3 separate regions of the Mus musculus genome follow, and regions 1 and 2 are each linked to region 3. Evidence: chromatin loops called from intact Hi-C (ENCODE). Cell type or tissue: left cerebral cortex. All regions are shown on one strand.

The links. Peaks named below come from ENCODE experiments on the same cell type or tissue, not always from the same donor. Only the 100,000 strongest peaks of a DNase experiment are listed, where the experiment ranks them.
Region 1: it touches region 3 in a loop (16-fold over the local background); 3 of 42 quality-filtered maps call a loop at or near these places.
Region 2: it touches region 3 in a loop (14-fold over the local background); 2 of 42 quality-filtered maps call a loop at or near these places.

The regions. Positions count from the first base shown.
Region 1 is chr12:44,141,703-44,149,702 of GRCm38, reverse strand. No RefSeq gene overlaps it. Among named protein-coding and RNA genes, the nearest start is that of Dnajb9, 64 kb to the left of the region's middle. In left cerebral cortex, no CTCF peak of the experiment used is centred here; DNase peaks (open chromatin) are centred at 1,143, 1,514, 2,703 and 4,185; H3K27ac peaks cover 5,540 bases.
Region 2 is chr12:43,637,805-43,645,804 of GRCm38, reverse strand. The region is part of intron 1 of Gm33384 (a long non-coding RNA gene); the gene reads left to right. Among named protein-coding and RNA genes, the nearest start is that of Gm26326, 100 kb to the left of the region's middle. In left cerebral cortex, no CTCF peak of the experiment used is centred here; DNase peaks (open chromatin) are centred at 3,514, 3,968 and 4,249; H3K27ac peaks cover 786 bases.
Region 3 is chr12:43,821,984-43,829,983 of GRCm38, reverse strand. All of the region lies in intron 1 of Gm33384 (a long non-coding RNA gene), which reads left to right. Among named protein-coding and RNA genes, the nearest start is that of Gm33384, 26 kb to the left of the region's middle. In left cerebral cortex, a CTCF peak has its summit at 6,650; DNase peaks (open chromatin) are centred at 2,121, 2,573, 3,349, 6,615 and 1 more place; H3K27ac peaks cover 4,535 bases.

The DNA.
Region 1 (8,000 bases), 320 kb before region 3:
TCTACTGAGGTGACAGTGTTGCACAGTTACCATGAACTTCCCATTGGTCCCATTCACCCAAGTCATTCCTCCAGTGGGCAGGAATACCTGCCCCGATACACTCTGTTTCCAAGAACCCAGTTCTTGAACACCCTTCCCGGTGTTCTGGCTCATGAATTCTGTCTTGACAGAGGCAAGTCCATAAGATCATCATGGACTGGCCACTGACAATCAAAGGAGGAACCGGGCAGGAAGAAGGGATGTATAATCTGAGGGATGCTAAGAAGGCAGAGAGCCAGAAGTATGTAAGGATTCTCCAGCCATACCACCCTGAACATGCCAGTCTCATCTGATCTTGGAAACCAGATTAGAACTTGGATGAGAGAAGGCTGTAAGGAACCAGTGAAGAAAACCTGCAAGTTCTGGTTACCAGAATATTTGCAAAGAGCTTCAACTTTTCAAGGTCAAGGATCTTAGAGTCTGGGTGATTCTTAACTGTGGCCCCTGCCGAATAGGCATAGGATAGTGATATCTGAGGCCTAAACAGGGAACTGTGACACTGGTAGGGCTAAGGGTCTTGATACCTGAGGTCCACATAAGGAACTGTGACATTATCTGGCCAAGGACCCTGAAGCTGGCACAAGAGCTAGGACACTGAAGGGTGCCATTTGCTGCTGCTTCTGCCTTCTGTTCAAGGTCAGCTCCATGCCAGACACTTAGAGGAGTGGAGGCTGCTGGAGAGCAACATCTGAAGAGTGTCAAGTCTCTCTGCTAGGCAGGTGGAGCAGAAGGACCCTTAGCCAGCTGACTTGGTCACAGCTATGATTGCCAGCCCAGCAATCCCAGTTCGAGAATGTAAATTTGAGCCTTCTTTTTCCTGCTTCAGAGGACAAAGAAAACACAATTACATCTAGTTGTCCTTTTGGGGAAAAGAAAGGAGAGAGAGCTGGACATTTATTTGAAAAAAGACAGTGTTCTCTAGAGAATTGGATCATTTACACGAGAGGAGTGAACTCAGTTCTTATTACCCTCAGCAGGTGGGTGCTAATGAGGAAAATTAGATTGTTACAGACAAAATGAAGAAGCTAATTTTTTCCCTATACATTTGTGTGATGAGAGAGAAGCTTTGGAAACCTCTGCTGCATGCATGCATGCATGCATTTGAAAACAGAGAGGAAATAGTGACAGGAAAGGAAAAATGGAGCAAATGTTTGGGTGGCTCTGGCAAATAGTGACCATGACCTCGATCTTAAACCGGTTCCCACTGCATGTGAGTATTACTGTCTGTCAGAAATACTAGATGGGAAAGGGGCTCACCAAAATTGTAAGAAAAAACATAAGAAACACACAGAAAAATCCCTTCTAACACTGCTCTGAACATCATGAAAGACTTTGTTGAAGAAATATTGTGGGATGTGCCAAATAAAGATTTCCAAAGAACGTGTGGAAGGGCTCAGAAGCAAGAGGCATAAAACACAGAATCCCAGATTGTCTTCAGTGCATAGAACACAAAGGGGAGGAGTTAGGGGTGGGCTGGTAATGGGAGAAGGGGGCCAAGCTGGAATTGGGGCACAGAAGACACTGTGTTCCAGTGGACACAGAAACCTACATGTGAATGTAGTACATTTTATTCTTCAGATGATGCTCCTTATTGGCTTCTCATGATGGTAGTGTCGTCATCTTCTAGATGCAATCCCAGGTGTTCTGTGAGAAAGCGTGCTCTGCGTCACATAAGTTTGGAAATTGTCCTGTGCTATAGGTTGCTTGATGGTTTGTCTGGTAACAGCTGCCATAAACTCATATGCTTAAATGCTTGGTCCTCAGCTGGTAGAACTGTTTGGTGAGGGTTTGGAAGTTTGATTTTGTTTGAAGAGGTGTAGCTTTGTAGCCTTGGTGGAGGACTGGAAGTGTCACTGGGGTTTCAAAAGCCCATGCCATTCCAGTTATCTCTCTACACTTTGTAGTTGTTTCAACATGTAAGCTCTCAGCACCATGGCTACTCACCCACTCCCATGCTCCTTGTCATGACTGTCATACACTATTCATCCTTTGAAACTATAAGCAAGCCACCAGCTATATGTTTTTTTTTCTTGGTTGTCTTTGTCATGGTGTCTATTTACAGAAATAGAAAAGTAACTAAGATGGATGGGATCTGGTGTGAGTCTGCTCCCAGGGTCTGACATGATTAAGGGCTCCAATACTCAAACGTGGTGCTGCTTGGAATGTAGCACAGCTTTTATGTGGAGGGGTCTAGTAGTTGATCTTTGGGTTTTTGGTGGCCTAAGCTTAGAAGATAGTTCTCATCTCACCCTTCATTTTCTGAGAGAATTGTCATAAAACCAGGAAGCCCATTCTCTCTTGTGCTTTTGTTCCTGATGCAAGAGACAGGTATTACTTGCTTGCTCTGTGGTACATTCCATGATCTACCATTTGCCACAAGTTTCCCTGAGCATCCCTCTCTCTGTATGTATCTATAGTGATAAAAAACTAGAAGGTAAATCTTATATCAAATGCAATAACACCCAATTCATGGAGAGGCATAATATATGCATGTATATTAAAACTAAAAATTCTATTGTAAAAATCTGGGTCATTGATTATACAACACAGCAGGTTTTGAGCCAGTGATCAATGGAGCACTTAAAAAAAATCCTAAAAGTAGTGTTTTGTTTCTCCTATTTTCAATGTGCCCCAATTCTTTGCCTGAGAGCTATAAATTCTTTGTGCCCCAGTCTGTGAAATGCATGTTCTCAGCATTTTCTGGCCTGTTACATTCTTTTATACTCACCCAATTCCTCCTTTTTTGCAGATCAGGGAAGAATTTGTTATTCTGTTTGTCTTCTCTGATGAACCTTTTATAGTATATATTTATGGTGATTGGATTTTCACTGTTCTTTGAGTCCCATGAGGGTAGAATAAATACTTTATTAATTTCTGGTTTTTTTGTCATCTAAGGAAGTGTCTAGCACATAACAACAACCTAGTTTATGCTAGATAACTTGATCTCTACAAATAACAGTGGTAGAGGAGTGAGAAATAAATTTGGGTGGACAAGACCAGAAATAAGAAGATGTAAGGCAAGCCAATGTAGTTTTTAGAGAGAATTTGGGTTTGTGATGAAGTAGTAAGAATGGGGACAAAAGTAGGGCAGGTTTAAGATTTATTGACCATTTGTCTCATGCCGGGTGTTGGACTAGCAGCTATCTATCGTGCCTTATCCTCACACACTCTGTTATTGGGCACATCATGGCAATAAATGCTTAGTTATACTGTCCTTGTTAAAGAATAATTGAGGGCTTGCTTGTTAACTACTTGCTCTTTAAAGTTCTATCTGCAGATGTGACACCTTTGTCTAGAGTTGAGCTGATGGAGAAAGATCACCAGTTTACCAGATGTCCATCCACAGGCTGATGGTCTGTGGTCCATAATGATTGGGTCTCAGATTCTGTCCTGATTATTTCTAGGGGCAGTAATTCCATCTGACACTTCCTCTTAGGCAGCTTAAAGGTGAAAGAAGTAGGTCTTGATGCAGTAAACAGTAGAAGGCTAAGAAGGGAAATATCCATAAGAAGGGTTAAGAAGGAGAGCAATAGAGCTGGCAGTTAGCAGGGATCATTAGAGAGGAAAAGGCAGTTGGTATAGAACAGACTGGAGCAACTGGAAAACAGGAATTAGAGAAAGACAGAGCCTGCCAGTGTGTTGACAGTCTCTAGGACAAATGTAGTGCATGTTTGTCTTTGAGAGGGTGAGTCTGAGTTGGTGGACATCAGAACATCATCAGCAAGGTCCTGGGTATCTGGATGGGTACTGGGGAGGTTCCCTTTGCTTTCTGCATCTTCTTTCTTATCTGTTTATCTTTATGACACCCTATAAAACATTTTATAAAATTCTGAAATAATCAGAGCATCACCCATTCTCTTGAACCTGAGACAGCCAACATTGTTCTGGGTTTTGCAGGTGAGACAACTTAGGCTCAGAGACAATAAATATCTTTCTCAAGGTCATAAAACTAGTAAGCAGGGAGTGGGAATCAGAGCAGAAGCTAGATTTGCCCAACTCAGAGCTGATATTGAAGCTCACTCAACATAAAGCTTCTCCCATCTGGGATGAGAAGAACAGATTCAAGGAACACTGCAGAATTAGCATACATGGTGCTTGGTGACCTAGTAACTGCTTCATTTACATTTCATTAAACAAAAGGTCTCAGTGCTTTCTTTTTCTTTTCTCACTTTTTTTTTTTAAACAAACTTCCATTTGCACTGTAGGAAGGTGGCATAGAATCACAGATTCAAGGGCGGGATGCTGTTGGTTTTAGGTCATTTTGTTCTTTTCGAAACATTTATGAAATACTTGTCCTTTGTTTGCTGCAGTTTAACAGAGTCTTTTTTTTTTAACTTTTATTTTTCTTTCATACATTACAGCTCATTACAGTTTACAGTCCCTCCCTCCACCTCTGCTCTCGCCCAGATCAACTCCTTCTCTTTTTTCCTTATAAAAAAGGAAACAAACCCTCATACCATGGCTGGATAAAGCAACCCAGTAGAAGAAAAAGGGTCTCAAGCACAGGCAAAAGAGTCAGAGCTACCTCCCGACTCACATTGTTGGAAGTCCCACAAGAACACTAAACTACACAACCATAAAGTATATGCACAGGATGTAGCTTGAACCTACACAGGGTCTGTGTTTGTTGCTTCACTCTCTTTGAGCCCCTGTGAACCTTTCTTAGTTGATCCTGTGTGCTGTGTTCTTGTGGTGTCCTCAACTCCTCTAGCTCCTACAGTCCTTCCTCTCCTACTGTGGGATTACCTAGCCTCTGACTAGTTTATGGCTCTCTGCATCTGCTTTTATCAGTTGCTGGATGACGCTCCTCTGACTACAGTTGTGCTAGTCACCAATCTATGAGCATCATTAGGAATCATTTCATTGATTTTTTTCAATGTTGTAGGCTGAAGATTTTGTGGCTGGGTTGATGTCCTGGTCCCATTTCTGGAGCCTTGATTGGTATTAAAAGATGGCCAGTTTGACCTCCATATCTCCATTACGAGAAGACTTTGCTAGGGTCATTCTTGTAGATTCCAGGGAGTTTTTACTACACTAGGTTTCCATATTTTCCCCCAAGAGGTCTTCAATTCCAGCCATCTGTTCCAGTACTCTCTCCCTCCATCTCCCATGACACACCTTTCCCTGCCTATTCCTTTCTGTTCCCATCCCAACCCACCTCCAGTTTACCTGCAAAATCTAAAACACAGTATCTCATGATATGTATGACTTTGGAAGAAGATAAGCTTTTCTGCTTTCAACTAGTTTAGATGCTATGGAATTTGTGACCAGTGGGAAAAGACCATAGACTCAATCCAGTTATAATTAAAAGATTTATTGGTTAGCTGCTTGCAGGGCAAATAATCTCTGAGCCTAATTTGAGATGGCTATGAAGGAAGGACACGGGGAAGTGTTTTTAACCAGGAAAACCACAAGAAGAAATTCAATATCTATGTAAATAAGCAAAACCAGGTCTAACTATGTGTGCATACGGAGTACATATGCAAACTTCAAAGGTCTTCCAGTCTTAGTTGCTCTTGTTTAAGGAAACTACCGCTCCCATCCCGTCCCTGAAGCACTTACTCAAAGACTTCTTTTTTTCCACGAGCAAGAGAGGCTGCTGCTTGACTGTGAGGTCTGTAAACATTATTTCTTATATTACTTCCAAAATCTGTGATTAAGTGCTAGGGAATGTAAGTGCTGTGCTGTAGAACACAGTTCTTAGTTATGAGTCAGGGTTCTCTAGAGTCACAGAACATATGGAATGTCTTTCTGTATTGAGGGGATTTATTATGATGACTTACAGTCTGTAGTCACCTCCCCAACAATGGTCATCTGTGAATGGGAAGTCCAAGAATCTAGCAGTTGCTAGCCACAAGGCTAGTTGTTTCAGCTGGCCTTCTGTAGAAGTAGATTCTAGCAGATGTGCTGGCATGTAAATGCAAGCAGCAAAGAAGGGCGATTCTTCCTTCTTCCAATGTCCTTATGTAGGTCTCCAGCAGAAGGTATAGCACAGATTAAAGGTGTGTACCACCATGCCTGGATCTGGGACTTGTCAGCCCAGGCTGACCTTGAACTCCTTGCCATAGTCTCCTGGTTCTAAAGATGTGTACTACCTAGGCCGGGCCTAAGCTTTTCATGGCTACTGTGCCTTAAGATCTCCATGCCAAGATTCAGATCAGAAACTCATGTCTTCCAGTGTCAAGATCTGGACCACAGGTGAGCCCTCCAATTCTGCATTGTAGTTCATTCCAGATAGAGTTAAGTTTACAACCAGGAATAGCCATTACATCAGGGTTAACAGTATCATGCTGTCATGATGTTTCCATATAGGCACAAGAAACATGAAGGCACTGAAGTACTATCACAAGAGCTAAATAAATCAGGTGGGAGACTACGCTGTCTGCTTTTAGTATAAGAAAACAAAGAATCCCATTGGAAAAAGTAGCAAGGAGTTTTCCACAATACCCTTCTCCCAACTCCAAGCAGACCAACATAGACAGTTTCTCACCCTTGTAGAGGGCTGAGAGAAGTCCAGGCTTCAGAGTGAAACCAATATAGTGCCAGGAAAAGCCTGCAACCTTGACCATCAGGAAATACTCTCAGGTGGTGCTGATGGAGCTGCCCAAGGCCTCTGCTATGTCTCCTTAACCTCAGGTGGTAGGACAGAAAAGGATTACAGATGCTGGCGAACACGACATTAATGGTATCGTACAGGGAAGCATCTCAGAGCCCAGTGTTAGCCACACCACTGTAAGAGCCATTAGCCCACAGAAGCTGAAGTCTCTGTACTCAATCCAAAGTTTGAGCCACTAGATTGGTCTTTACACTAATCATGGAGCCCTGGGTGTCAGTGTAAGGACCTCACTTCACCAGCTCTACCTAACCTTGAATACCATGCTATTGTATATGACTCTATGCTGGGTGTAGGCAGGGCAGTAAAGCACAAGATTGCCCTGTAACCTACCTGTAGTGGTTCCTTGCTTTGTTGCTGTGATGAAATACCTGGCAAAATACCTAGATGAGGGAAAGGGTTTAGTATGGCTCATTGTTCTGGGGCACAGGCCATCATCGTAGGGAAGTCACGGTGGCCAGAACTTGAGGTGGCTGGTCATATCTCATCTCCAGTCAGGAAGTAGAGAGAGATGAATGTTTGTGCTCAGATCACGTTCTCCTTTTCATTTAGTCTGTGACCTCCCTTTATAGAATGATGCCACCGCTGGTGAACTGATCTTACAACATCAGTTAGCCTAATCTAGATATTGTCCCTGACAGGTATGCCCAGGGCCCTGTTAAAGAGGCAAGGCTAGATCCTATTAGGCTGAAAATTGTTATTAACCTTCATACCAATAGAATTTTTTTTTGAGACAAGATCTCATAGTATAGCCCAGGCTGTACTTTTGATAGGCATAAGTTACCTTATCTTGCTAGAATCTATCTTTTGATGATAGCCATTCTAACAGGATCAAGATATACATCATCCTACTATTGATTACATTCCTTGATGATAAGGGAGATTGTTTTCATAGACTTATTGATTATTTGTATGTCTTCTTTTGAGAAGAGTCTAGTTATTCAGCTCATTTTATCATTGGATTATTTGTTGTCTTAGTCAACTTGAAAAGTCAACTATATATTCTGGATTTTAATTCTCTGTTGGAGGAATGACAATGCAATGATGTCCTCCAATTCTGTAGGCTGTCTCTTAAATCTGTTGACATTTCATGTGCTGTATAGAAGCTTCTTTGATACAATCCTATTTGTCTGTTTTATTTTTATTTGTTTACATATATTGACTATGTCTTAGGTGTTTTATCAGAAAAATAATTGACTAAACTAATGTCTTAATGTTTTCTTGTAGTGATTTCAGGGTTGTGGGTTTTATATCTGTTCTGATTTTTTTTGTATACAGTAAAATACAGGATGCATAGGTTTAGCTTGATTCTTCTACATTATATATATGTACACACACACACACACAC
Region 2 (8,000 bases), 180 kb after region 3:
AGAAAAAATAACCATGCAACATGACTTAGCTAGTACTTAAATTTATATTTAATATCAGAATAATAAATGTTTATCAAACAGGCCAATGACATTTTACAGACCATTTCTCTGACTATTGAATAGGTCTCACTAGATTATAAATGATTAAAATTATTGGTATGTAGGCATATATATATATATATATATATATATATAAAATCTGGGGTTGTAAATAAAAATATAGCTAATATTTTGAGGAAAAGGATAAAACCCATGGGCCCAATATCAATGTCAAAAAGAAAAGAAAAAATTGAGAAGTGAATGATAACATTTATATGCTGCAGAACACTTTATAAGTAGTTCAAATATATAAATTATGGAAGATTAAAATTGAACCAAACAACATAAGCAAGTTCCAACATTTAAAAAAAAACACATACAAGGAAAAGAGAGGAGGAAAAATAATAAAAGTAAAATTTAATATATAATAAGAAATGAAGAAAAGAAAAACTTTGAGTCAAGATAAATTAGTTCTTTGAAAATAATTACATAATTTGAATTTCTTTGTAAGTCTGAACAATAATAAAGAAAAACACATTGCCATTATTAGATATATAATTATAAATAATTATAAATTTAAAACCTTTATAAAATTGAAGAAGTCACTGAAAATCATATTCTAAAACTCTAGAAGAAAGTCTAAACACTCAATTTGTTAATAACCATAATTTTGTTACTTAAACTTTTCTTGCAAGTAATTCTGGCTTCAGTAGTATATCAACAAATATTTAATAAACACAATATAAATATTCCAATATTTAATGATTACTCTTGAAGAAACCCTGATTATACTATATAAATATTTCAGGAATTAGAATGTAAGCAACCTCTCTAATTGTTGTGTGAACAGTATGTGGTACTTTGAATAAGAATGGCCTCACTTAGTTGAATGCTTAGTCACCAGAGAATATTATTTGGAAGGATTATAAGGATTTGGAGGTATGGCCTTGCTATAGAAGATGACCTGTTCAGGTTCCATGTTCCTACTGTTATGCATCTCTACTAAGGTCACTGGCATTGACTCCTGGGAGCCTTCTCCATCTCAGGTCTCTGTGTATTCCTAAAGATCCCTCCACTCTCACCCCATGGGCACATGGAGATTTCCATTCATATTTCTGGCCCTCAGGATTTCTCTCCTGTCACCTGATCCTTCCCCTCATCCCCCTCCCTCTCCCACACACTTCCTTCCCTCTATCTCTGAGGACTATTTTTTTTTCTCCTTTTAGGTATGATTTAGGCATTCTTGCTTGGGCCTTACTTCTTGTTTAACTCCTTCATGTCCGTGAAGTATGGAGGTTCTTCCTAAAGCTGTAGCCTGACTGTGATATCCCTTCGTCCATCAGGACTGCCTTGTCTGGCCTCGTGTGAGAGGATGTGCCTACTCTGGCAGAGACTTGATCCCCCAGGGTCAAAGGATATGTAGGAGGCTCCATCTTCTCAGAGGAGAAAGAGGGAGAGTATCAGTGAAGTGGGGCTGGAGGGAGCAGTCTTTGAGTTGTAAATAAATAAATAAATAAATAAATAAGTAAACTTTTTATTTTAAAGGAGATATGGCCTTGCTGGAGTAAGTGTGCTACTGGGGAGTAGGCTTTAAGGTTTTAAAAGACCATGCCAAACCCAGAGTCTCTCTGTCTCTACTAATGGATCAGGATGTAGTTCTCAGGTTGTGCTTCAATGCCTGCCACCCTGTTATGATGATAATTGATTTTACATATGAAACTTGTAACCCAGCATCCAATTAAACACTTTCTTTTATAATAGTTACCTTGGTCATGGTGTCTCTTCACAGCAATAGAACTGTGGCTAAGACAATATACAAAATTGATATTGCTGTTGTAAGAAAAGTAATGTCTATCAAAATATCCCTCATAAATAGAATTATGATATTGGTTAACAAAAAATGTAGCAAACATACCTAGCAATTTGCCTAAGATGCAGCAAAATTATACCAAATCATTACCAAATACAAGATTAATTTTTCCTTGATAAATCAGTCTAATGGAATACTAAATAATAAAATGAACAAGTGATCTGTACAACAACAAAGACAAACCATAAATGTACCTGGATTAAGGAAAGATCATGATATTAAAATATTATAAATGGCACTATTTCATATTTTCTGAAAAGGTAATAATAAAAGAAAACAGAAATAGTGGGTTGCTAGAGCAAACATAATAACTTTTTTAAGTGTAGGGATTTTTTTTGCCTCTTTTCTCTGTGATTATAAAAACAAAAACATGTGTATAAAATCTAACAGAGCTTCAGACCAAAAAAATGTGAGACATTTTCACTAAGTAGGTCTAAAATAAAAAATTCAGAAAATCAACTTGAAATTGTCTATTAATAGAATAAAGCAAATGAGTAATCAAATTTAAATTTTTATGTAATATATTTTACCAAAGTGTTTACCTCAGCCAACTGAAGGCAGAGGTAAATGTCCTCAGTCTAATAAGTGGTAGTACCAAAAAACCTCACAGTTGATGCCATATTTTCCAATGGGAAAAAAGAGAGAGCTTTCTTCCCACTATTTATCTAGCATGTTCTGTCTTATTTCACTGTTCAGTATTATCCTGAGCAGCTAGGCTGAGAAAAGACGCCCAGTTCCAGAGAGCAGTGGGGAGAAAGCAAAACACTTTGTCACCAATATAAAAACTATTATTTGCCACACTGTAAACCAGTAAGAGACGTGTAAGTTTGTTCAGAAAGCTAGCAACTTATTTGAAAGTCTTAATTGGTAAATCAAAAATTCCAATAGACCATATTTAATCTGCCTTAATATAAGGAATTGGCTTATTTTACATTATTTAAAACAGTAGTAACTCAAGAAAACAATTTTCACAGGCCAAACTTGACTAAGTTCACTCAGACCTAGGCTGGCAGCCTAAGATTACTTTTCTATTTTATTTTATTTTATTTTATTTGGTGATGGGCTGATATTAATTGCTTCACTCTATTGCTTTGTTACATAACATTTCTTATTGTATAATCGTAGAAAAAGATGTACTCTCTAGTCAAAGTCAATGGACTTGGTGTAGAGGTGGCTTACATATTGGAATTATCAAGAAGACACGTTAATGTAAATATAGTAACATTACTACATTTTCTAATGGAGAAATACAGAAAGATGACATGAAAAGACATGGTAAAATATCACACATCAGTAAGGATATAGAAATAATAGATATAAAAATATCAATTTTTTTATAATAGCTCAATATAGCACATGAAAGGATTAATACAATTGGGGATGAATATAGAAAATATCAGAACAAAGGCAAATAAGTGAAATAAAGAGCTGATGGGAACTGTGGGAAGATACCTGGCATCTAAGCTTTGATAGAGTAGACATGTTGACCTCAATGGTGACTTGCTTAAGTAAGCAGTCCATGTACTGCTAGATATAGATGGACCCCTGGTCTCTACACTCCAGATGTCAGGCACAACTTCTGATTTTGACAACTGACAATGTGTCTAGACATGGTTGGATGGTGGCTGGAGGATAAAACTATCCACAATTGACAACCACTAGCCTAGAATATATTTCCAGCAATAGATGGGAGAGAATTGATGGAGCAAAGGAAATATTTGAAAAGCTTTTAAATTATAATATTCCTAAGCTTCTTGAAGCAGTAGAAATCTCAACTTATATTTCCAAAATGTTGTGTGAAATATGGTAGAGTAATTAGAAAGACTTTACATAATGATGTGTCATAAGATAAATATTATACAAGCAAACAAATTCATGTGGTACAAATGAGAACAGCAAGCTAAGTACTGATGACTCAGCTGAAATAATCTTGGAACAATATCTTTTTTGATCTTGTTTACTGAAAGAAGTTTATTGAGATCACGTTTACTGAGAGAAAATAATAGGCTGCCATCACAGAATTTTGTCTTCCCAGAGGAAGAACACTCCACAAGAAAGTGAATGAAGATATTTAAAATGTAACACTTTGAGAAAATTTGGCTCAGACATACATTACAAGGAAAACTAAAAGTAAAGCTATCTAGAATAAAGGGAAATAGTGCCAGATGGATATGTAGGATGCATTTAAAGAAGAGATGAAAATCCATCTCAAAATTCAGTGTAATTCACCACATTCAAATGAGCTCCTTGAATAGATCCCACTTTAAAAACATACATGAAAAAAACAAAACAAAAAAAGCAATGCTGAATAGCCTGTTTTCTTAAGAAAGAACAATGTTAGAGGACATTCACCACCTTATCCCATCATTTCTTTCAACACTATAGGTGTCAAAATAGTGTGCTGTTGGCATAGTGGAAAGATAAATGCAAGTGACAAACAAAAGGGATGGTCCAGAAGTTGACTCTCTCACAAAAGAGCAACTGAATTCTTGGCAAGTGATTTTAAAAATTGTACATGGTGTTGAAGCAACTAGATGAATGTGTGAAAGAGTTGGCTTTGATATCAATCTGATTCTGTCTGTAAAAAGCAATTTGAGATTTATCATGGATATCAATTGAAGCCTCAAACAACAAAGTATTTCAAAACTATACAAAGAATGCCTCCAATAACTTCTGGGTCAGAACACAGACACAACTTAGAGAGTAACAAATAAAATTATACTTTGATAAACAGTTCCTGCTAGAATCAACACTGTAAGATCAGCAGAAAATGAAAGGAAAATGAGTCTTCAGCATGTAGATCTGAAAATAAATATAAGAATGACTAAGTCAATAAGCAAAAATCTTAAGATTCAATTTAAAAATGGATAAACTTGCCTGAAATGGGGCTATATGCCTGTAGTCTCAAATCTTGGGAAGCTGAGGTCTTGAGGTTGGTCTATCCACCCATCGCTATCCAGTGGATTTCACACTAGGTTAGGGTGTGTTATAAAGACCTTGTTATAAAGCTCCTAACCAATCCAAACCACACCACACCACACCACACCACACCACACCACACCACACCACACCACACCACACCACACCATACCACACCACACCACACCACATCACACCAAACTAACCAACCAAGCAAGCAACCAACAAACCAACCAAAACAGAATAAAACAACCAAAAGCTAATCAGCCAATCAAAACCAGAAACAACAAAATTGTCAGGCAAAACAGCTATTTCTACAAACCAAATGTGGGATGCTAAAAAGTAGAGGCAAATAAATCTCTGCTGAACCTATAGGGACAATTAGTTTACCATATAAGGAAGAAGTGGGATGACAACAGTAAGTGCTCTGCCCACTGAGAGAAATGTTTCCTTTCACCATACATGACAAAAGAGAAGAACACTTCATATGCTTCAGATAATCATATAGTCATTTATTATAATATAATCTGAATATAAAAATAAAATACATGTAATTATTTATGGAAATGGATCCATACAATGTGCGTTCCTTTATCTTCCTAGGTCTTGACTCAAGAAAAATCTAAGCATGTCTACCAAGATTTTTATAAGGACCCTTATAGCAGCTTTGCTTATAATACCTTGTGACTTGAAACAAGGCAATGCTATTTACAGTGATTAGGCAAAGGAGTAAGACTTAGTAAAGTCTAAGCAAAGGAGTAAGATTTAAAGTCGTAGTGATGCAGACAATAGTATAAATAAACGTCATCACTGATTCATCCTGTGAGAGAACCCAGGCACAGAAAATGCTGTGCTCTTTTAAATTCCATGTTTATGTAACCCAAAGAATCGGTTACTTAGATATAGAAATGCAGTTGTTTTGTGTTGAGTATAGATTTGGTGGGAGATGAAAAGCTTCGGTGAAGATGAGAATGTCTAAATCTTCAGTCAAGTGGTGGCGCCAGAGCAGATACTTGGGAAGATGTAGCAGAGTGGACATTTAAAATTGATACATTTTCAAATGTTAGTCATTCCTCATCATAAAACAGACAAAGACAAATAAGCCAATAAAAACAAGACAGCTGAAGGGTTGGCAGTTATCAAAAGAAGAGACAACAATGGAGAAAAGATACATGAAAGATGTACAGTACCATGCATCACCAGTACGTTAAAATTAAAATTAAAGTAAATACATCAGTCAGAGAAGCAACATTCAAAATGACTCATAAGAATGGCCTTAAATTTTTTGTTCTTATGATGACTAAGTTGATAAAAAGGTAAAACTCATGAAATTTTATATTTTTTTACTCTTTGCAAATTTTATTTGAATAATAAAAAAGTCAGAAATTTGACACATGGATGAGGCAAAAAAAAAAATCCCACAGAACTCTTAGGTAGATTTTAGAACCACTTTCTAGGGTAGGCTTAGAGGATTGGTGCCACAAATATGACTTAACTGTCCTGTTAGGATAGCTTTATAGAAAAATGATGTGTTAAAGCCATAGATCGTCTTCATTAGCTGGGACAGTAATATCATCAACTACCAGTAAAGCAAGTCTGTCATGACCGGAATAAGGTTAGTGATTGATTTTGCAAGCATTGTCTTGTCAGTCCTCCCACAGTGACTACTTGACCTCATTAACTGCGGCTAAATACTGGAGTTTGACTGCAGAGAAAAATAAAACCACTTTCTCTGCATGTGCCTTGCCAAAGGAATCAATGCTGTTGTCCTTGTTCTTTTCCTATTTTCAACATGGTGCAACATGTCTTATATGTAGCACTGTAACCATAAGAGGACATGGGGGCTATTACTTTTATATGCCAGTGGCTCCGGAGAAGGAAAGTCCACACTAACAATGACACGATGGAAACCAAGCGTTTGTCAGCCATCTTTAACAGAGGTGCAGACATCCTTACTTTTCACAGGCACTGAGACCAGTAATGCTTAAGGCAGGCAACTGAGTGTAATGTTTAGCTTTCTAAGCACTAAGCACAACTCTGAAAGTTACAGTCTATTTTTACTTGCATTTTGATTACTCCAGCTCAATATTCTGGCATAATGTTTGGTTCATGATCTGTGATCCAGAGAATAATAACACTGGAAATCTTGTTTGGAATATTAAGAAAGAGGGTTGGAGAAAACTTTCATCATCTGAAGCATATTTTTTTCCCATGCAAATATTTTTAGCTAGTCATTTTCACTTAAATGGAATGTAATTATATGATTAGACTGAGATGAGCTACAGGGAAATTTACCAATCTAATTGAAACTAAAAAATAATTGGAAAGCCTATCTATGATGCTCCAAACTGCAAAATATATGTATATTAGCTTTATCACTGACTTCGCACTGGAAATTATTCTGGGTCTTGCAAAGGCAGAGCTCAAGGAATATATTGAGGAATTTTACTACATATTCTGAGCCCATGTGGCAAATTAATAAAGGACATCATTCTGATTCCCTGAAAGTTATACTTCACATTTTACTCTACAAATTACTTTGAAATTTATTCTTCTATCTTGGCATGAGATTAGTTCAGTCACCTAAAGGCTACCAACAGTGTCTTGAGTGACAGGCTCCATATTGAAAGTTAAGATCCAATTTGCACTTCAAAGTATTAGTTCCTAGGCCCAAGATCCTGCTGGGACCATTCCATCCAGAGAAAAAGAGTTCCTGGATATTTCAGAATTGGAATCGAATCGTGGTTTAGTCACTGCCAAATTTTCTTGGATCTCCATGTCCTTTGGCCCATCCCAATCCATTAGGTGAAGAAAGGGAAATGAAGAGAATGCTATTCCTGTGACCCCATATCATGTCTACTGGGACATAGTAGGCACAGTATGTGCCCAAACAGCAGTGAGTGTTCTTATCACAGGCAGAAACTGATGCCTTCTAAGACAGGGCTTCCAGCAACTTACATCTTTCATTTTATAGTTCAGAATTCCTCTCTCACATCCATCCTAGTTGGTTTTTTTCTCCAAAGAGGCCTACAGTTTCCTATTATAAGATTTGAAATTACAATCAAGCAGTTTCTTAGTTCACAAACTACTTGCTGAATACCTAAATCTGTGATGAGAAAGGGATGTTGTTGAGAAGGTAATTAGCACAATTATGGATAGTGAGATTATAATA
Region 3 (8,000 bases):
AAGCCATGGACTGAGGAATTTCTACCACTACACCTTTCCTCCAGGATGAACTAAAATCCATAGGAACATAAAAGTCAAAACAATCCTTTTCTGTCAGCAGTGCAAGATTCAGTAATACAACTTTCATTATTCCAAACATTTTCAGGAAGCCTTAAGTATATGAGCTGTATGCAGGACACAATGTTTCCAAACTATAATAGAGATATCACCAGAATTGACAAAGAAGACACCAGATAAAATTGAGATGCAGGCTATACAAACTCTTATTCTTTCATCTGGAGGCAACAAAGAATCATAGTTATTGTGTCATCTTGGGGGATTATACATAGATTCTGTAGAAAACTCTCAGAGAAGAATGGTCCCTTGAAATTCCCCCGTGAATCTTTAGGCAGCATGAGTTTCAGTTTCAGTCTCAGTGTGGGTTAAATCGTGTCTCCAAAAAGATATATTTAAATCCTATCCACTGGGCCTATGAGTGTGGCTTTTTTAGAAATAGGATTTTTGCAAAGGTCATGAAGTTTAGATCAATTCATTAGGAAGTAGTGAGAAACAGAAAAGTGCTAATGGGGTATGGTATAACAATTTCCTTCCATTGCAACATTCTCTCTTGGAGGTGTTCTCATGTAAATACATGTTTAAGGTAAAAAGAGTGTTAGGTTTAAGACTGTGAAGATGAGAACACCGAGGGTAGTAAGTAAGAGGACCTGCAGGTGGGTATGACGTAGCTCTACTGGCCAGAAGAAAAGGATGTACCTCTGGTTCAATACAGGCAGTATCTACAGACTGTGGCTGGTTCCAAGGAAGGACCCTAACACTATGCACAGTTGTCCTTTCACATATTTGTGTATCTAACAGAAATAAACAGAAATGAACTGTGGGCAAGGACATATTCTTAAAGTCCTTCTTATATTATGGACAAGAGATCATTCTGTAGAGAGTAAGGTAAACATGAGTAAGAAAAATGTGGCTCCATCTTAGAAACTGTGATAAGAATTAATTTCCTGTAGGTTTTAAGACAGGAGTCCATGGCAATATATAAGCTGGTTACATACAAGTAAGAAGAAAGAAATCATGATTTAATTAATGGGTACCAAACCCAGCCAAGGTCAGTGTCTGGCACAACAAACCAAGGTCAAAATGAAAATGAACAGTGGTGACCATAACTCAAGACCATTTCCCTGAGTGAGTGTCTCCCTGATTGGGAGACAGAAGCATAGAGCATGTGAGCCCCTTTGGCTTGATTTGTGTTCAGTTTTCTGTTACAAGGTTCATGAAAGCCCCAGGTCCAGCAGCTTGGTGGTATGCAGGGCTGTGAAAGGCAGCCTATTTTGGTTGAAAGAGGTTCGCTCCAGTGACCCAGTAGAAAACGCTACAAGGAATGGAAAAGCAAGCCATGTTCCCAGAGACAGAGCCCCCAACTCCATAATTCTGTGACTATAAGTCACACAGACAATGTCCCAAGCTTCTGGCATTATGGCTAGACTCCACCCCCACAGTTACCTGATAGCCCAGCCCTCTATAAAAGGGGCTGCTTGACCCCTCCTCACTCTCTTTAAGCTCTCACCTTTCTTACTCTCTAGCCCTTCTCTTTCCCTCCCTTCCCTCTCTCTCCACACGGCCATGGCCAGCCTTTCTTCCTCTTTCTATCTTCTCTCTTTCTCCCTGCCTTTCTATAGTAAAGCTCTAAAACCACAGACTGTCTCTGCTCATCAAGACCCACAGTGATTGAACAATGGGATAGGCTTTTCCCTAACAAGGCATGTCTAACCTCCCACTGGAAGGCCTTCCTGGGCTCCAGCCATGGACCGCACCAAGGACTCTCGACTGTGTGGGAACCACTCACTGCCCCTGCTCTCCCTGCCATCTCTGCCCTTCAGCCCTGGGGATGACCCAGCTGCCCCTCATTTGTTCTCAGCTCTTCTGTGGCAGCGTCCAGTGGTGGCTGGGATGCCCAAGACTGAGAACCTGTTGCCTAGGACTGCCCCTTGTTCACCCCCGGCTGAGAAGGGGCCCAGTGCCTTCCCACAGCCAGACACCCACCAGGAGCTGCATGGAAAGCCTGCGGCTGTCCTCCCAGATCCGCCCACCCAGAGCACCTGAACTCTGGTGGGATGAAGGGTTTTTTCCCACTCTTTCTTTCCCCCACACCCACTGCCAAACAGTGGTATTTCCTGTTTTGGACTCCTTCCACTCTGGGGAGTCTTTACTTTTCTTAATAGTTTCCTCATTCTTTTGTCTGCATCTTTTTTCCTCACTATTGTGAGCCAACAAACTGCATTGACTTGGGGCAGCTTTGGTGACTGTTGACGTTCCTGTTCCTGTACTTTAGCCCCCAGAGTTAAGCTCCCCCGAGCCAGGAGAGACTCTTGCTCTCAAAGATCTAAATCAGTGGGAGGAGGGAAATAAGGAAACACATCTTTCTCAGCAATCTCTTGACAGTTATAATCACAAGGCTCCTCAGCAAGGTTATATAAACAGTTTTGGGGGAAGAGAAGCTTCCACTGAGCTGCTGGCAAGTTATGCAGGGAGCTACAAGGGATGTAGCCTTCATGAGTCATCGCCCATGCTGGAGTGGGCATTTCAGGGCTGCAGCTGCTTTTGACTCATCTGTTCTCATTATAAATAACCTTCATCTATACACTTGTAACTAACCACAATAAATGCTGGTTCACCAAGTTAGACTTGAATAGAATCATTTCTTCCATCTGTTGTTGGTACCCTATCTGAGGTAAAGCTACATCTGTTTCTTTCCCTAGGAAAAGTCACACAGCATAGAGCTAGAGATTGGAGTCACACATGCATATGATAAAGGATGCTAAAGATTTCCAGCAAATTCTAGAAGTAGAGAGAGCCAAGAAAGAATTTTCACGTTTCAGAGAGAGCATTATCCTGTAAATACTCGATCTTGGACGTCTAGACTCTAGAACTGTGAAACAATATATATTTATTTTAAGTCACATAATTTGTGATTTACTGTTTCAATTGCTCTGGGAAACTAACACACCTAAATACTGGTATTAACAAATTTATTATGCATTTTATAATGAGCTTTTATTATGTGGCAAAGGCTAATAAGTACTGTAAGCCATTTGCATGCATTATCTCAATTTTCAAAGCAACACTATGTGATACGTATCTTTTCATAGACATGCACATATGTGTACATATGTATGTATCTACATAAATATTTATGCTTTTGTATGAGAACAGTTAAAAGACTGGCTAAAGTTATAGTCTGCTTCGGAATACTTCTGAGTTTGTATGTACACTGCAGTAAGTACTAAAATGTAAAATGAAGTCACTGCCCTCTATAAACTATTAGTCTATATAACACAAACTCTGACTCAGCAGAACATGCATCAGCCAGCCAGCCAGCTTCTATCTGTCTTTTTGCCTTGCATCCTGTTATTTTAATGTTATTTTAATACCAGACTTGGGTCTGGCACTTGATTTGATAACATTGTATGTACTAATGCTATCCTTTTTATATTGATAAAACTTATTTTTCTTGACCTACTTTTTAGGATATCTGGAAAAAATACTAAAGCATGGTAAAATGCTCAATATATGAGAGTACCTATGTATGACTATGAGCCTTTCTTTGATTTTGGTGCATATTTAAACTAGGGATGAGTTCTATGGATACAGAAAACTAGGGTTTCTAAATAAAATTAGAAAGTACCATTGTTGTCCTTCTGGCTTACATGAAACCCTCTTTGTTGGATTTCAGTTCTATATTTATGATTTCTTTCTAATGGAAGGGTCAGTTCTTCATTCTGCTATTCTCCACCTGATCCAGGCCTGGCTGATCCAAGGACATGAACACAGGTGAAGCTATGTCTGTGTTTTGATTTGATTTTGATTTGATAAGCAGGATTTTCAAGGCTGAAGTTATTCAGAAGGGACCTATTTAGATTAGGAAGAAACTGTTACTGTACATTGCTACCTGCAAATTTGATCCTGGCTTTGCCCGAGTTTATGGCTGAGGTTTGGGTCAGAAAACTCTTAAATGTGATTTATCAGTAGGCCTATAAATATCTGTAGGGTCCTCACTAATTGAATCAGTACTCTCTGCTACTGAAAAGAGTGTAAGCACCATTTCCCAAGGGTACCCATGCCATTCACAGATTAATATAACAGGTTACTTCACAATTCAAAAGTATTTTCAAAAGTCAGTAGCTAATATATTTTTGATTTAAACTACAGTGTACTTTTCTGCGTATCATATCATACAGGTTGGACTTTGTTTATTATCCTCTGTGATGTGATTTTTGTCATTGGTTTATTTTAATGAAAAGTCGACTTCTAAGCATTATAAAGTCTATTCATTATAATCAGAGCTTCATGACATGGCAAGGTCAGAGCTCCATTTGAGTCTACAAAGAACTGCAACCAAGATACCATCGGCTATGTGGTAAAATACATTTGACTTTGTAGCTTTCCTACTTTCATTAATTGTTAGGGAAGGACAGCTGCTTTCTTGGAAAGGCCAGGACAAAGCTGCTTCCTTAGGAAGTCTAAATTCATTTTAGTAGATGCACATAAATTAAATAAGTACATTTTAGAAAATTAAGCATCCCATTGGCCATGTGTTTAATCATTTCATAATTTTGCATTTGTGTAAATCTTTCTTCTGTTTCATAGTACTTTTCTCATTTCATAAGCCTTCCAGAAATTGCGTACAATAAATAGGTCAAGGAAATAATTTTTATTACAGTGTGGAGAGGAAAGAAGTCTTAGAAATCTTTTGAATGACTTTTTCTAGGAAAATAACCTGGAGGTTCAATGTCTGGATTTGCATAATGGCTTTTAGGGAAAGGTCAAAGTCAAAACAAAGATGGCTCTTCTTGGCATAGAGAGAAAGGTTGGCTCCTTAAGATCATCCTCTTTTATCATATGTCTTCTACTGACTTATGGACCAGTGGGGAGTGGTGTTTAGGATAATTACAGGCAGAAGGGATCACACCCTTGTTAGCATGTTTATTAGTGAAGATAGTCCAGACTGTACTGTAATAATTACCATCCCAAATCTCATGTCTGGAATAACTGCTAAATGTTCTTCTCTAGTAGAATCTGAATAGGCATCATTTTCAACATCCTTTCTCATCCTCTAAATTCTTGCTGAAGGGACAACCTGTATCTGAATTATTGGCGGTTGTTTAGGGAGATGCATATATGCATCTCTTACAAAACTAATTAAATGTGACCGAATTAATTTCTGACCTCTTTATCTGAGAAAAGCAACCATGTAACTGAATTGTTACCAGAGAATATAGGATAAATTGACTGATTTAAGCAACAGAGGCTAGTTATTATGAATTCTAAAATCTACTACAACCTTAAAAATCTCAAGCTCTTTTTTATTATGTTTCAATAAAAAAAAACCTTTGAATACTGCCAAGATTGAATATTCTAAGATCATGCTTTATAAACATGCTTTTTTGTCTAATTCTGAAAAATCTGGGCGTTCAGAGCCTGTGATCCCATGGAACAGAAGGGACCCTACTGAGATGGGCTAGCATTCATTTTCTGCCAGAGAACAATTGTCAGTTAGTAAGCTGCACAGAAGAAGGGTCTGAAAATACAGTAGGCCAGTCACTGAGTCTGAACTGTTACTGAAGGCCTAGTGGACTGAGGTGCCCAAGTTAGGCATCTGAGAGAGTGGAAGCAGTTAAATTTTGAAAGCATGAAGCGATGGAGAGGGAGAAGCAACAAAAGCTTTAGAGTTCATGTTGGTTGTTTAGAGTGGGACGTTTTCTAAGTCTTTAATTGCAGAAAGAGACTTAATACCAGTAAGAGACCGTGAAAATATATCCAGATCTGAACTCCTAATAAAAGCAATAGAAACTGTTAGCAATAGAAAATAGTAAACTGTTGTAACTCCCTTGGAAGACCACTTGGCAGTGTCTCTGTGAGGTCTGTCTGAACAGCAATTTTATTTTATGCTCAGAAAAAATGTAGAAATATTTGCTAAAAGATAAAATGAAATAAAATAAAATGAAATCTTTACAATATCAATGATATATAGCTACTGATTTAGATTTTTAAGTTAATGAAAGACCCTTTCTTACATCTATGACATTGCAGGGGGGGGGGAGAATGGTTTTTTTAGAAGTAGAAATTCAATAAATTGTCAACATTAAAATATTTTACCAGATCTCACGTAACTATACAGACAAATTCTAGTTAAATGTAGAAGAAAACCAGTAAGGTTCCTAGGCGAAAAGTCACAAGAATACTTCATAATTTTAACAGCATGCAAGAAACACACCCCAGAGTAAGGGTGATAATTTGGACTATATTAAGTTTAAGAATAAAAATACAAGGCCCAGAATCAGAGCATCTATTTCCAGTACATTTTTTTTTATTCATAGCATTGAGAATATACAAAGATTTTCTGAGAACCAGTGAGGGAACGAATGAAACCATGTAGAAAACACTAAGAAAACATGTGAGGAAACATTGCCTAAAGAAAACATCCGAGTAATCATAAACTTTCAGAGTGCTTCTGTCATGTTAGTGAAATATAAAAATCAAGAACTAAACAAGACAGCAGCGCACACCCACCAGCCTAGCGCAGAGATTCTCGAGGAAACTCAGAGAGCTCCTGATGGAGTGTAAACTGTTGCAACTCCTTGGAAGACCACTTGGCAGTGTCTCTGTGAGGTCTGTCTGAACAGCAATTTTATTTTATGCTCAGAAAAAAATGTAGACGTATTTGCCAAAAGATGTATTTAAGAATATCTGTGGCAACATTATGCATTATAATTCCCAGTTTGAAACAACTCAAACGCCTATCAAGAGAAGCATGGGTTTCAAATGTGGCCTGTTGATACCACCCACCAAGGAGAACAAGTAAGCTCTGCTGAATTCAACACCGTGGACACATGGCATAAACCTAAACTGATGAAACGAAGTCCAGACACAAAAAGAATTCCTCCCATTTGATTCCATATGCATAAAGTGCTAAAAGAGCGGAGTTGATTAGTGGGGATGGAAACCAGCATGGGCTGTTGATATCTTTGAGGGAAGAAAGTGTGCTGGTTATTAGGTAGTGCAATGGAGGCCATACTTAGGGGTGCTTTTATTTCCATGGATTAGAACAAAACCAACTTGCCATTATTTTAAGCGTTAAGCGTCTATGTATTTGTCTCTCCATGTGAGTTCAGGCATCTCAGAGCCTGGATAGGGAATCAGATGCCCTGGAGCTGGAGGCACAGGTGGTTGTGAGATGCCCGTGTGCATGCTGGGAACTAGAGTTGATTACCTTATTTCTTGAACTGTGAATTGGTCACTGAGATGTGAAAATAATTTACTGTGTAGTGTATTTGTATGCATTTTACACAGATGAAGTCTTCAAATCAATGCTTTGATTAAAAAAATATCAAAAAGCATTTTAAAAGCCACTTGAGACCAATAAACACCCAGAGAATATGATTCTGAGTCTCTTCTTAATCTTATTGTTTCTTTTTCCGCCCTAAACAGAGGTTTCTAATTTCTATTTCCAAAAGTTTGACCAATTCAGATAATATATTATTTTTTTCCCCTTTGGATTAATGTGCCTTTGGATTCGGAAGCATCTAGATTCCTTCTGGATGTGTACTGAAAGAGAAAACTCAGACATCAAAGTGAAAAAGCAAACTTCATTTTAGTTTGCCAGTTTTTTGTTTTTTGTTTTTTGTTTTGTTTTTTTTTGAGACAGGGTTTCTCTGTATAGCCCTGGCTGTCCTGGAACTCACTTTGTAGACCAGGCTGGTCTCGAACTCAGAAATCCTCCTGCCTCTGCCTCCCAAGTGCTGGGATTAAAGGCATGCGCCACCATGCCCGGCTAGTTTGCCACTTTTAAAACAGTGACTGCATGTCAAAGTCTTGAAGCAAGAGTTTTGTTTTTTTTTTTTTTTTTTTTTTAATTTTTCAAGTCATACAGAAGACAGCTTTGAGTAAGTCTGGGACAAGGGAAGAGCATCAGAGTGCTCTGAAGGTTCCAGCACGGACAGCAC